Linked DNA regions of Homo sapiens: all the other regions are linked to region 2. A link is a contact called in ENCODE Hi-C or POLR2A ChIA-PET data. All regions are on one chromosome and are shown on one strand. Each heading gives the region's core, a stretch centred on a gene start or an enhancer-like site at or near the end of the contact. The rest is flanking DNA. Distances are from core to core; before and after follow the strand shown.

Region 1 (3,511 bases), core at 231-2,730, 220 kb before region 2:
ACTGCACTCCAGCCTGAAGGACAGAGCAAGAACTTGTCTCAGAAAAAAAAAAAGAAAAAAAGAATAAGAAAAGGAAAAAAATAAAAAAGGAAGGAAGGGAGGGAGGGAGGGGCAGAGAGGGAGAGAGGAAGGGGGGAAGGAAGGAAAGAAAGAAAGAAAGAGAAAGGGAGGGAGAGAGAGAAAGGAAAGAAGGGAGGGAGGGAAGAAAGAGAAAGAAAAAAGAAAGAAGAAAGAAAGAAAGAGAAGAAAGAAGGGAGGGAGGAAGGGAGGGAGGGAGAAAAGGAGGAAGGGAGAGAGAGAAAGAAAAAGAAGAAAGAAAGAGAAAAAAGGAAGGAAGGAGGGAGGGAGAGGAAAAGAAAGAAAGAGAAGAAAGAAAGAGAAAAAAGGGAAAGAAAGAAAAGAGAAAAAAGAGAAAGAAAGAAAGAAAGAAAGAAAAGAAAAGAAGGGCCGGGCGCGGTGGCTCACGCCTGTAATCTCAGCACTTTGGGAGGCCGAGGCGGGCGGATCACGAGGTCAGGAGATCGCTGAAACCCTGTCTTTACTAAAAATACAAAAACTTAGCCAGGGTGGTGGCGGGCGCCTGTAGTCCCAGCTACTCGGAGGCTGAGGCGAGAGAATGGCATGAACCCGGGAGGCGGAGGTTGCAGTGAACCGAGATCGCGCCACTGCACTCCAGCCTGGGCGACAGAGCGAGACTCCGTCTCAAAAAAAAAAAAGAAAGAAAGAAAAGAAAGGAAGGAAGGAAGAAAAAAATCATTTCAAGGGTAGGCGACGGGAGCCTTGCGGTTTAGCCGCTAGTCAACGGATGGGGGGGAGTGGTAGCAAAAACATAAAAATGGGGACAAGAGAGAAACTGGAGACTCCCCAACCTGTCTGTTTCCGCCCTTTTACAGTACTGAGGGGAAAAAAAAGCCTTCTTTCCTTGGGAAATGCAGGAAGCCAGCAAGCGGCCGGAGTCTCCGGAGCCCGCAAGGAGGCGCGTTGGCTGCGCAGAGAGCGCGCTTCCCAGCTGGAGAGCCTAGGAACGGTGGCGCGGGCGGAGGCGACAGCGAGGACCCAAGGCTGGGGTTTCCTGCTTGGATCAGGAGTGCCTGGGGAGTAAGTTCTACAGGAAATGTCAATCTACTGGTCGTGGGGGTCAGACTCTGGGGTCGGGTCGATCGGGTCCCGGGGGCGGGGGGTGGGACGGGGGTGGGCAGGCAGGAGTGCGGGCGCTGGGATCCCCTGCCTGCTCGGCTCCCCTCTCCTCCCCCTGGTCCCTTACACCGTCCATTTTGAGGAAGGGGTCAAGAAGCGAGTACAAAATGTCTGGGCAGGACGAATCTCTGTAGTCGGTCCTTCCTGGCGGCCTCGTTAGGTTGATTTATTTCAACAGTTTGATCCCCATCCTGGTGCAGCTCCGAGACGCTCCTGGGCTGCGCGCGCTTTTGGGCTGCGCCACCGACAGAGACATCTGGAAGCCGGAGCTAGTGGAAGAGTAAGTGTGCCTGAGTGTCCGTACTAAGGGCGGGACCGGGCCGGGGCCCAGGGACTTGAGAGTTGCTGTCTGCAAAAGCCTCATTGTCTCTACCCTTCCGGGAGGAAAGGGGAAGGCACGAATGACCCACGTGTTCAGACCCCGAGCGCGCCCTTCACCTTGGCCCAGGGAGAAGGGCGCTTCCCCCATACCGTGCTGCAGCGTTGCGAAAGCGCCTGTCCCCGGGCTTGGGCAGCAGAGATGCCCGCATGCAGCGGTTGCAGGGGTTGTGTTCTTTGCATCCATGAAAGTATTGGAGCTGGCCGGGCGCGGTGGCTCACGCCTGTAATCCCAGCATTTTCGAAGGCCGAGGTGGGCGGATCACCTGAGGTCAGGAGTTCGAGACCAGCCTGGCCAACATGGTGAAACCCCCATCTCCACTAAAAATACCAAAATTAGCTGGCCGTGGTGGCATGCGCCTGTAATCCCAGCTACTCAGGAGGCTGAGGCAGTAGAATCGCTTGAACCCGGGAGGTGGAGGTTGCAGTGAGCCGAAATCGAGCCATTGCACTCCAGCCTGGGCGACAGAGGGAGACTCTGTCTCAAAAAAAAAAATAAATAATAATAATAATAATAATTAGCCGGGCATGGTGGCGGGCGCCTGTGATCCTAGCTACACGGGAGGCTGAGGCAGGAGAATCGCTTGAACCTGGGAGGTGGAGATTGCAGTGAGCCGAGCGCCTGTAATCCTAGCTACTTGGGAGGCTGAGGCAGGAGAATCGCTTCTACCTGGGAGGTGAAGGTTGCAGTGAGCCGAGATCGTGCCACTGCACTCTAGCCTGGGCGACAGAGCAAGACTCTCTCTCAAAAAAAAAAAAAAAAAAAAAAAAAGTATTGGATTGGAGCCTGTTGTGATGAGGGTGAACTGAAAAGTCCTGGGCAGGGCCAGACGTGCAGGATGCACTGGTTTCTTACGAGAAAGAGCTTTTTTTTTTTTTTTTTTTTTGAGAGGGAGTCTCGCTCTGTCACCCAGGCTGGAGCGCTGTGGCGCGATCTCTGCTCACTGCAAGCTCCGCCTCCCGGGTTCACGCCATTCTCCTGCCTCAGCCTCTCAAGTAGCTGGGACTACAGGCGCCCGCCACCGCGCCCGGCTAATTTTTTGTATTTTTAGTAGAGACGGGGTTTCACCGCGTTAGCCAGGATGGTCTCGAGCTCCTGACCTCGTGATCTGCCCGCCTCGGCCTCCCAAAGGGCTGGGATTACAGGCGTGAGCCACAGCGCCTGGCCAGATAAAGAGCTTTGAGGGTTTGAGTTCCGTGTGCTGAACATGGTCTTTTATGGGAACTGAGACCTCAGCAGAGGAAATATATAAAAAGGACAAGCTGCAAGGAGAGTGGTGTGAAGGTGTCAGGATCAAACCCCACGGTCGGAACAAGATGCATTTTTATCACTAATCCGCTCCGGTGAGGTCTGATTTACTGGAACTCAGGGCAAAGGTGGGAATGTGTTTCATCAGCCAGGTATATCTTCGTCATGGACAATCAGGCAAAAGCCAACCTCAGCCTGCTCACCTGAGCTGACTCACAATGATGCGTTGTTTTTCTTTTTCTTTTCTTTTCTGTTTTTTTTTTTTTTAAACTACTGTCCTGAGCTGATGTGTCTGAGGTTACTAGGGTCAGAACCGGCGCTCCAATTGTATTGGGGAAAGGACGGAATTCAGGGAAACTTAAATTGAAATAGGCGGTTTTATCTTCTTAGGTAGGCTTACAGCTGAGATGCGTGTAATGGGGTTATCATCAGGTGTGGCTGTTTCCTTGGGAACTATAAGGTCAAGATAGACGTGGAATGTTGTGTCTCAAAAACTCTTATTTACAGCTCAGCCCCTGAGTTGCACAGGCTTGCTTCTGTGTCAAAGTGACTTGGATCCCCCAGGCAACAGTGGGGCTTTTCTTTTTTTTTTTTTTTTTTGAGACGGAGTCTCGCTCTGTCGCCCAGGCTGGAGTGCAGTGGCGTTATCTCGGCTCACTGCAAGCTCCTCCTCCCGGGTTCTCGCCA
Region 2 (3,562 bases), core at 564-3,063:
CCCGGGGTCTCCAGCGCAGGCGAGACGGAGAAGCGGGAGAAGCACAGCGGGGGGCCTGGAGGGGGGAGGAGGGGGAAATCCTCCGCCCACTCGAAACTGCCTCCTGCGGCAGAAGGAAAGACCGCGGTCAGGCTGCAGACACCTGCGGCACTCCCGCCCTCTGGTCCCGCCCCTCCCGACCAAGCCCCTCCCACCCCATAGACCCCGCCCCGTCCGCCCCATGGCTCCCGCCCCCTCCCGCCCCATAGGGCCCGTCCTCACCAAAGCCGCTGTCGTTGCTGGGAAACCCATCTCCGGGGGTGGCGGGGTGGGGAGGTGTCGGGGGCGCTGGAGGCGTTGACGGGTCCGTGTCCCCCTCGGGGGGGGCCTGGACGCTCAGCTCGTTGGTTGGCGTCTCCTGTGAAGGCAGATTAGGGGGAAGCCAGAGGGGACAAACCTTCACGTCCCATTTACCGCATCCCCCAAAAGCAACAAAACCGGCTAATATTTCTGGGGCTCTAGGAATCCCAATTTGTAATCACTGACTCGCACGCTCTGGAGAGGTGGCTGGAGCCCCTAATCTGGCTTCGAAGCCTTGGGCCAGCCTTAACCTCAACCTGGCCAGAGGCTCCTTTCCTGACAGCGGAGCCCCGCGCACAGCTAAGTAGCCCAACGCAGGGATTCTCTCCTGGCTCATTAACGTGAGGCCTCCACCGGATCCCCTAACCCAAAGCGATCTCCATAAGCCCCACCCCGTCCACGTCAGTCCCACCCACCTCTGAGATCTTGACCTGCTCCAGTGGCCCTCCCAACCCCTGCCCCATCCTGAGCGCATGCCGTGCTGGATGCTGTGACCCTGCCCCTGAGCCCTCCCTCAGAAGTAGACCTGCTCCCGCCCTCCAAGTCCCACCCCTCTGAAAACATTTCAGTGGCCCAGGCCCCAGTTCTTGGCCTTGTTTCCATTCCTTTCATAATCTCAGCCCAGTATGCCCGCCCCAGGTTCATCTAGACAAGGTCCCAGTTCCTCAGCACCACTCGCCCTCCCTTTTTCTCTTCAACACCATATCCTGTGTTTTTCTTTTTGTTTTAGACAGAGTCTCACTGTCGCCCAGGCTGGAGAGCAGTGTTGTGATCATGGCTCAATGCAGCCTCAACCTCCTGGGCTCAAGCGATCCTCCCACCTGAGCCTCCTAAGTAGCTGGGACTACAGATGCGCACCACCACACCAAGATAATTTTTTTCTTTTTAAGAGACGAGGTCTCGCCATTTTGGCTAGGCTGGTCTCGAACTCTTGACCTCAAGTGATCCTCCCGCCTCGGCCTCCCAAAGTGCTGGGATTACAGGCGTGAGCCACCCGGGACAGGCCTAACTCTTAACACATTCCTCAACCCATCTCTCTAAAGACCCGTCCCAGTCGTTAGGTTCGCTCATCCCTGACCTCACCCCAGAATACGTTAAGACTGCCTGCTCCATCTCTGAAGCCCACCTGCAGCCTAGCCATGGCCCTTCCCTAGTGGGTAAGATCTGCTCCAACCCGAACCAGCCTACAGACACTAGAACTCTAGTCAACAAACCATGCCCAAACTCTCACTAGGCCCCTTCACCATCCAGGCCTCTTCTCAACACTTCCTCCCTAGCCTCTCCAGGATCCCATACTTGACTACCCAGTACCCCCTCTTTCCTTCCAGACCCACACTCTCTCTCCAGACCTCTCCTCGCCCTCTAGACCACGCCCCCGTCACAAGCCCTGCCCTCACCCTAGGTCCCGCCCCAGCTCTAGGCTCGGCCCATACTCCTGGCCCTGCCCCATTGCCAGGCCCTGCCCTCACACTCAAAGCCTCCTCCCATCTTCCTAGTCCCGCCCCATTTCCCTGACCAGTCTCTCCCCAGACCCCGCCTTCACCCCTCAGGCCCTTCCCGCGCCCTGCTCCATCCGCCCCGCCCTAGGCTCCGCCCCCATTCCAGCCTTGGATTTTCTCCAGGCCTCCTCTTGCCGCGCCACAGACTTGGCCTCCCTCAGGCCCGGATCCAGACTCTGTCCCGATCCTAGGCGCGGTCTCCTTCCAGGCCCCGCCCCCGCTCTAGGCTCAGCCTGCCTTCAAACCCTGCTGTAGACCCCGCCCCACCCTAAGCTCAGCCTTCGTCTAGGCCCCGCCCCAGGCCCTGCACCTCTAGGCTCGACCTCCCTCCAGGCCCCGCCCTGGGCTCCGCCCCCCAGCCCGCCCTCTCCCTGGGCCCCGCCCCACTCTAGCTCGGCCCCGCCCCAGGCCCCGCCCCACTCTAGATTGGGGCTCCCCTTAGGTCCCACCCCAATTCAGCTTGCCCTCCCTCCAGGCCCCGCATCACTCCAGCTCGGCCTCCCTTCAGGCCACGCCCCACTCTAACTCGGCCTCCCTCCAGGCCCCGCCCCACCCTAGCTCGGCCTCCCTTCAGGCCCCGCCCCACTCCAGCTCCGCCTCCCTCCAGGCCCCGCCCAACTCTAAGCTCGGCCTCCCGCCAGGCCCTTCCCGGCTCTAGGCTCCTGCTCCCTCCAGGCCGCGACCCCGAAACCGCGCCCTCTCGGGTTCCGCACCTGGTCGAAGAGGTAGACGGTCACGTCCCCGTGGAAGGAGACCATCTTGCGCTTCCTCTCCAGCTCGCTGTCCTCTGGCTCGTCGGCCCCGCGCGGAGACTTGAGCAGCCCCCGCAGCGGGCGGGCCGCGTCCGCGTCGGCGCTGCTCACCACGACGGGCACCGGGGCTGCTCGCGCCCTCCCGGGGCCCCGCGGCCCCGCCGCCGCGCCCGGCGCCGCCGCCTCCTCGTCCTCCTCCTCGTCCTCGTCCTCGTCCTCCCCGTCCTCCTCCGCCGGCCCCGGCGCTCCCGCCCCGCCGGCCTCCCCGCCAGCCGCCCCGGCGTCCGCGCCCTCCCACGGGGGCCGCCGCGGGCCCGGCCCCGGGAATGGCGTGAGCGTGAGCGGCGGCAGCGCCAGCGAGAGCCGGGAGAGCCTGGCTGCGAGGGGAGAGACCTGGTGAGCCCCTGTCCCGGTGAAACTGAGGCAGGCCCTCCCACCTAGCTGTGTGGCCTCAGATAAGACCCCCGCACAATCTGGGCCTCAGCACCCACTTTGTGAACGGAAGGGCTGCACCAGGGCTTCTCCAGGCAGGGTGGGAAAGGTCCTCTCCAGTGCTCAACCTCCCCAGAGCTCCCCAGTGCCAACGGCTTTAAGCCGCAACTTCCCACAGCCCACCAGGCCCTCATGCCCTGGCCTACCTGATTTCTCTGGCCTCTGTCCCCACCTCCTCTGGCCTGACCTCCATCTAGCCACATGGGCCACCCCACCATTCCTCCCACCGAATAGCTGGGACTACAGGCGCACGTGCCACCATGCCCGGCTAATTTTTTGTATTTTTAGTAGAGACGGGGTTTCACCATGCTGGCCAGGCTGGTCTTGAACTCCTGACCTTATGATCTGCCCTCTTTGGCCTCCCAAAGTGCTGGGATTACAGGCATGAGCCACCACACCCGGCCAGATCCACCTCTCTGAGCCTCTGTTTCCTCACTGGCAAATGAACAAGGGTCACTTAGCCCTCCATTACTGCATAAG
Region 3 (3,670 bases), core at 481-2,980, 180 kb after region 2:
GGTGAGCGGCTGGAGCAGAGGGGCTGGCCAAGGCCAGCAGACGTGGAAACCTAGAGAGGGACACAGAGACAAGCAGGGCTGGGCAGGAGAGGGGGCTTAGGGACAGATGAAGACTCAGTCACAAAGAAATAGAGGACAGGACAGAGGCAGAGAGAGGACAGTCAGCCTAGGGGAGGCGCTCGGCACAGAGAAGTTGCTGCAAAGACAGAGGAACAGACAGGAGGCTGAGAGGCTGAGACAGAGGCCAGGCACCCAGAGGCCACAGGGAGCTGGGAGACTGAGGCTCGGACTGCCTGGGGGCTGGGATAGGTGGGCAGGTGGGCTCAGAGACACCCAGCCTGGCAGGCCCTGGGGAGGGGAGGGAAGGGGACAGGCTAGGGGTGTCTGGCGGGGGATCAGAAGTGAGAGACCGAGGCCCAGGCCTGCAGGGATCAGAGCCATTGCCTTTCCCACATGGGGCCCTAACCTTGTTCTCCACACCCTGGGCACGGAAGGGGATTATCACCAAACAACCCAGCCTCCCTGCCACCCGCCCACCCACCCCCAGCGCCCCACCCTTAACCCTTTCCCACCCGAGTGCAAAGCCCAGAGAGCTGAGCTGAGGAAAGGGATGCTGGGAGCTGGAACCTGGGTGGCTCTGGGGCTTGGGAGCGGGACAGTGGGATCCCCATGGGGTCAGGGGAAGCAGACACCTGGGTTCCCTTCAGAACTCAGGGTGTGGGGACCGGAAGTTAGCGTTCTGGGACTTTCTGCTCACCTCAACCCTGCCCTCTATTCTGGGCCTCAGGGCCTGGAGACCAGAGTCCCCACATTCTCCACCCATCCAGAGTTCCCCAGAGCAGATGGGGGAACAGATGTTGGGGGCGGTGGGTAATGAGGAGGAGAGAGGCAGGAAGGCAGGAGCTGGGACAGGGTGGGGTGCCAGATGCCAGGGCGCCCGTGGGGGCAGAAGCCCAGACCCTAGGAATGGCAGGAGCTGGGAAGGACTGGACTCTGAAATGCCCCCACTTTCCCCTTCCAGGGCCAGCAGCCTCTGGTGAGGAGCTCACTGTGGACTGGGGGCCTCGGAGCCTTTCCAGGCCCTTGGCTCTGAATCTGCGCCCAGGAATGTCCCTGGGCTGGGCATCTCTGGGGCACCCTGGCGGTTGAGGTGGGCCACACCTGCCCCAGCCTGGCCTCACTGCCCATGTCCCCACTGCTGTTGGCCACATGCAGACGCTGCCTCCCCTGGCCCAGATGACAGGCCTCGCCCTCCGCCCTCCCAAGGAGCCTGGCGCCATTTTGCACCCACTCAGGTGGCAGCCGCCTGCCTGGCCCTCAGCAGCATCCTGTTAAGGGCCAGTCCCCCATGTCCCCTTTCTCTCTGGATAGTTGCTGGATAGTTCAGGGGGTGGCACCCTCTGGCCCTTAGCACCTTGAGGAACCAGGCTGTGAGTTCCCTAGTGTTCCTGGGGGATCCAGAAACCAGTCGTGGCCCACAGAGAGCCCATACCCCTCTTTAAGAAAGAGTCCAGCCATGCTCCCAGCAGACTCATAGGAGGCCTGCCTGGGCGGCCTGGGGTCCATCTGGGACCCAGGCTTCCTTTCCCTGGCTCTTGGCATGCACCCCCCAACCCGAGCCCTGAGGCCCCGACATTGGCCAAACCTGCACTCAAGAAGAGAGCGTCCTGCAGCCAGTTCCCCGCAGGCTCTTCCTCCAAGCTGTGGCGCGGTGGGCTCTCAGGAGGGAGTGGCGTGGCTGTTCTCAGGCCCCAGGCTAGTGGGGTTTCTGGGCTGGGCGGGGGCTCAGAGCAGAGCCCGCAGAATCTAACACCGCCACCCCCCTCCCACCCCAATCCCTCACCAACCGCAGCCACGCTATCCCCACAGGGACCCCTGCCAGCCAGGCCACCCGCAACGGTGTGGGACGTGAGTGCCGTTGCCCCCGGCGGTCCAGCAGCAGGACAGCCCCGAGCAGCCTGGCCTAGGAGGCTCACCGCAGGTAGGACGGGAGGCTGTCAGTCGGGGGTCCCGCTCCATCCCACTCCACCCCTGCCCACTGGCTCAGCCCCGCCTTGTGGTGGCCGCCATCGCGATCGGGCAGGGGCTGACCTTTGGGAGACAATCGCTGTTGGAAACTTTGCTCAGCCCCTGCCTCTGGCTGCGTGACCCCAAGCCAGCCCCTCCTCCTCCTCTCTGGAACCTTTTGTCAGCTGTGGGTTCACCGAGCCTTAAGGTCAGTAAAATCTGTGCTCTTGGAAGGTTCAGACCAGCCCCTGGAATTCAAAAGACCTCAGTCGCTTTCTAAGATGGTGGGGAAGGCGACAAATGAGCTGAGAACACCTGGGCCCCAGTGTTTCTCATGCGGCAGAGGGAGAAGGCGGGGACCCCCGGGGTGCGGGGGACCAAGCTCAAAAGCACCTCCCCAGTGCCGCTGGTGTCCTGCGAGTCCTCAGTGCTTTCATCGTGACATTTTCATGCGAATGTTGCTGTCTGTTCTATTCCATCTCCGAATGGGTTGACTAGAAAAATAATGTTTTCTGTCACTTCCCGCTGAGAAAAGCAAGGGCCTCATGGAGTTGGGGCGCGGCACCTGCTGCCCTGGGTGGCCCCAGCGTTTATCGTGGTGTAGCGTGGGCCCAATCCTGACAGGCTTGGGACCCACTGCCCCAGGCCCGCCCCCAGGGGGTGCGAGGGCACAGCAAAGGCGACCCTCGACTCTGGACCCTTAGGTACCACGTTGGAGGGGGCCAGATTTGGCAGGAGCAGGACAGGGACATCGGATTTGAAAGAAGGGAGTCACTCCGAAAGCTGGGAGGTGCATCAGCTGCAGGAGGATGGAATGGGGCTGAGACGCCCCCCATCAGAGGGGGCATGTCAGAGCTGGGGGCCCAGGCTGTGTGAGTCAGAGTGGAACTTCGGGATTCAGGCGCAGGTCCCTCCGCTGACCCTGCCTGAGCTCCCCCTGTATGGGACTTTGCCGGGGGTTCGCGCTGGGAACACAGACCCCTGCCCCATCAGGCTCAGTGTCCAGAGAGGGAGGGGGAGACCCCAGCAGCGCAGGTCCTTCTGTGCTCTAGGTTGTTGGAAGGTGCCAAGTGCCTTGGAGCAAAGCAAGTGGGGGGGGCGGCCACGGGGGCCCGGGGATTGCAGATGTAAGTGGGGTGATGCGGAGGGGCATTTGTGCTGAGCCCACCGCCAGCACAGAACCCAGCTTTGCTGCCACACAAAACTGAGGAAGAAGGCTTAGGTCTCGCTGCGTCTTCCTCCCCACCTGGGCGAAGTCTCAAGCTCCGGCTCCTGGAGGGAAGCTTTTGTTCCTTGCAGCTTGAGCTGCCTGAGTTGATGGGCGCCCCTGCGGGTGCCCGGGGGCAGGCGGGGAAGAACAGACGGAGCTGCCACAGCCGAGCACATAGTGCCCCAAGCTGGGAAGGAGACTGTTTTTTTTGTTGGGGAGAGTTCTTTAAGGGCTGGAGACCTTCACCCTCACAGCTTCTACAGAAGGCCAGGCCTGCCCAAGGCACATCTCTGAGGTGGGTTCAACCCAGAGAGAACCTCAGTGCTGGGCTCACACAGACCTCTAACCCCTGCCTTGGTGGCCCAGATATAACGGAGTCTCCACGAGGCAGGGCAGGTCACCCGCAGGAGTTACTGGGCATTGTGTGGCTGGGTAGGGCCTGCCCTCCCGGAC

The links. Hi-C counts contacts between places; a loop is a spot of excess contacts on that map. ChIA-PET counts read pairs that join two places held with the same protein, here RNA polymerase II (POLR2A). Pooled maps may share reads with other maps.
Region 1: a loop to region 2 is called in a map of PC-9, with 11 times the contacts of the local background. The contact joins the promoter of ZNF114-AS1 here to the enhancer-like site in region 2. A Hi-C loop is called at or near these places in 4 of 168 maps with a recorded cell type or tissue (PC-9, Right ventricle myocardium inferior, heart right ventricle and 1 more), 7 of 37 single-sample maps with no recorded cell type and 10 of 50 pooled maps. POLR2A ChIA-PET finds 5 or more read pairs at or near these places in 8 of 52 experiments (AG04450, BJ, H1 and 4 more).
Region 3: a loop to region 2 is called in a pooled map, with 2.5 times the contacts of the local background. The contact joins the promoter of NTN5 here to the enhancer-like site in region 2. A Hi-C loop is called at or near these places in 1 of 168 maps with a recorded cell type or tissue (naive thymus-derived CD4-positive, alpha-beta T cell) and 7 of 50 pooled maps. POLR2A ChIA-PET finds 5 or more read pairs at or near these places in 1 of 52 experiments (PC-9).

The regions. Positions count from the first base shown.
Region 1 is chr19:48,270,352-48,273,862 of GRCh38, forward strand. It overlaps ZNF114-AS1 (ZNF114 antisense RNA 1), which reads right to left and starts at 1,481. Exons shown (of 3, transcript XR_936008.4): 1 at 1,265-1,481. It overlaps ZNF114 (zinc finger protein 114), which reads left to right. Exons shown (of 6, transcript NM_153608.4): 2 at 894-1,098; 3 at 1,376-1,477. RefSeq lists enhancers at 971-1,477, 1,478-1,983.
Region 2 is chr19:48,491,143-48,494,704 of GRCh38, forward strand. LMTK3 (lemur tyrosine kinase 3) reads right to left here. Exons shown (of 15, transcript NM_001388485.1): 12 at 2,552-2,967; 13 at 262-397; 14 at 1-103. Among named protein-coding and RNA genes, the nearest start is that of LMTK3, 19 kb to the right of the region's middle. RefSeq lists silencers at 1-92, 1,812-2,021, 2,021-2,212, 2,042-2,521, 2,712-2,761 and 1 more and an enhancer at 2,774-3,274. Within about 2 kb of position 1,814, at least 26 of the 41 ENCODE cell types and tissues checked have a DNase peak (open chromatin) inside an H3K27ac peak, as active enhancers do; they include PC-9 and heart right ventricle, where a contact is called at or near this core.
Region 3 is chr19:48,671,287-48,674,956 of GRCh38, forward strand. It overlaps NTN5 (netrin 5), which reads right to left and starts at 1,731. Exons shown (of 7, transcript NM_145807.4): 1 at 1,646-1,731. LOC105372431 (a long non-coding RNA gene) reads right to left here. Exons shown (of 3, transcript XR_936016.3): 3 at 1,860-2,501. It also overlaps the pseudogene SEC1P. RefSeq lists an enhancer at 3,288-3,670.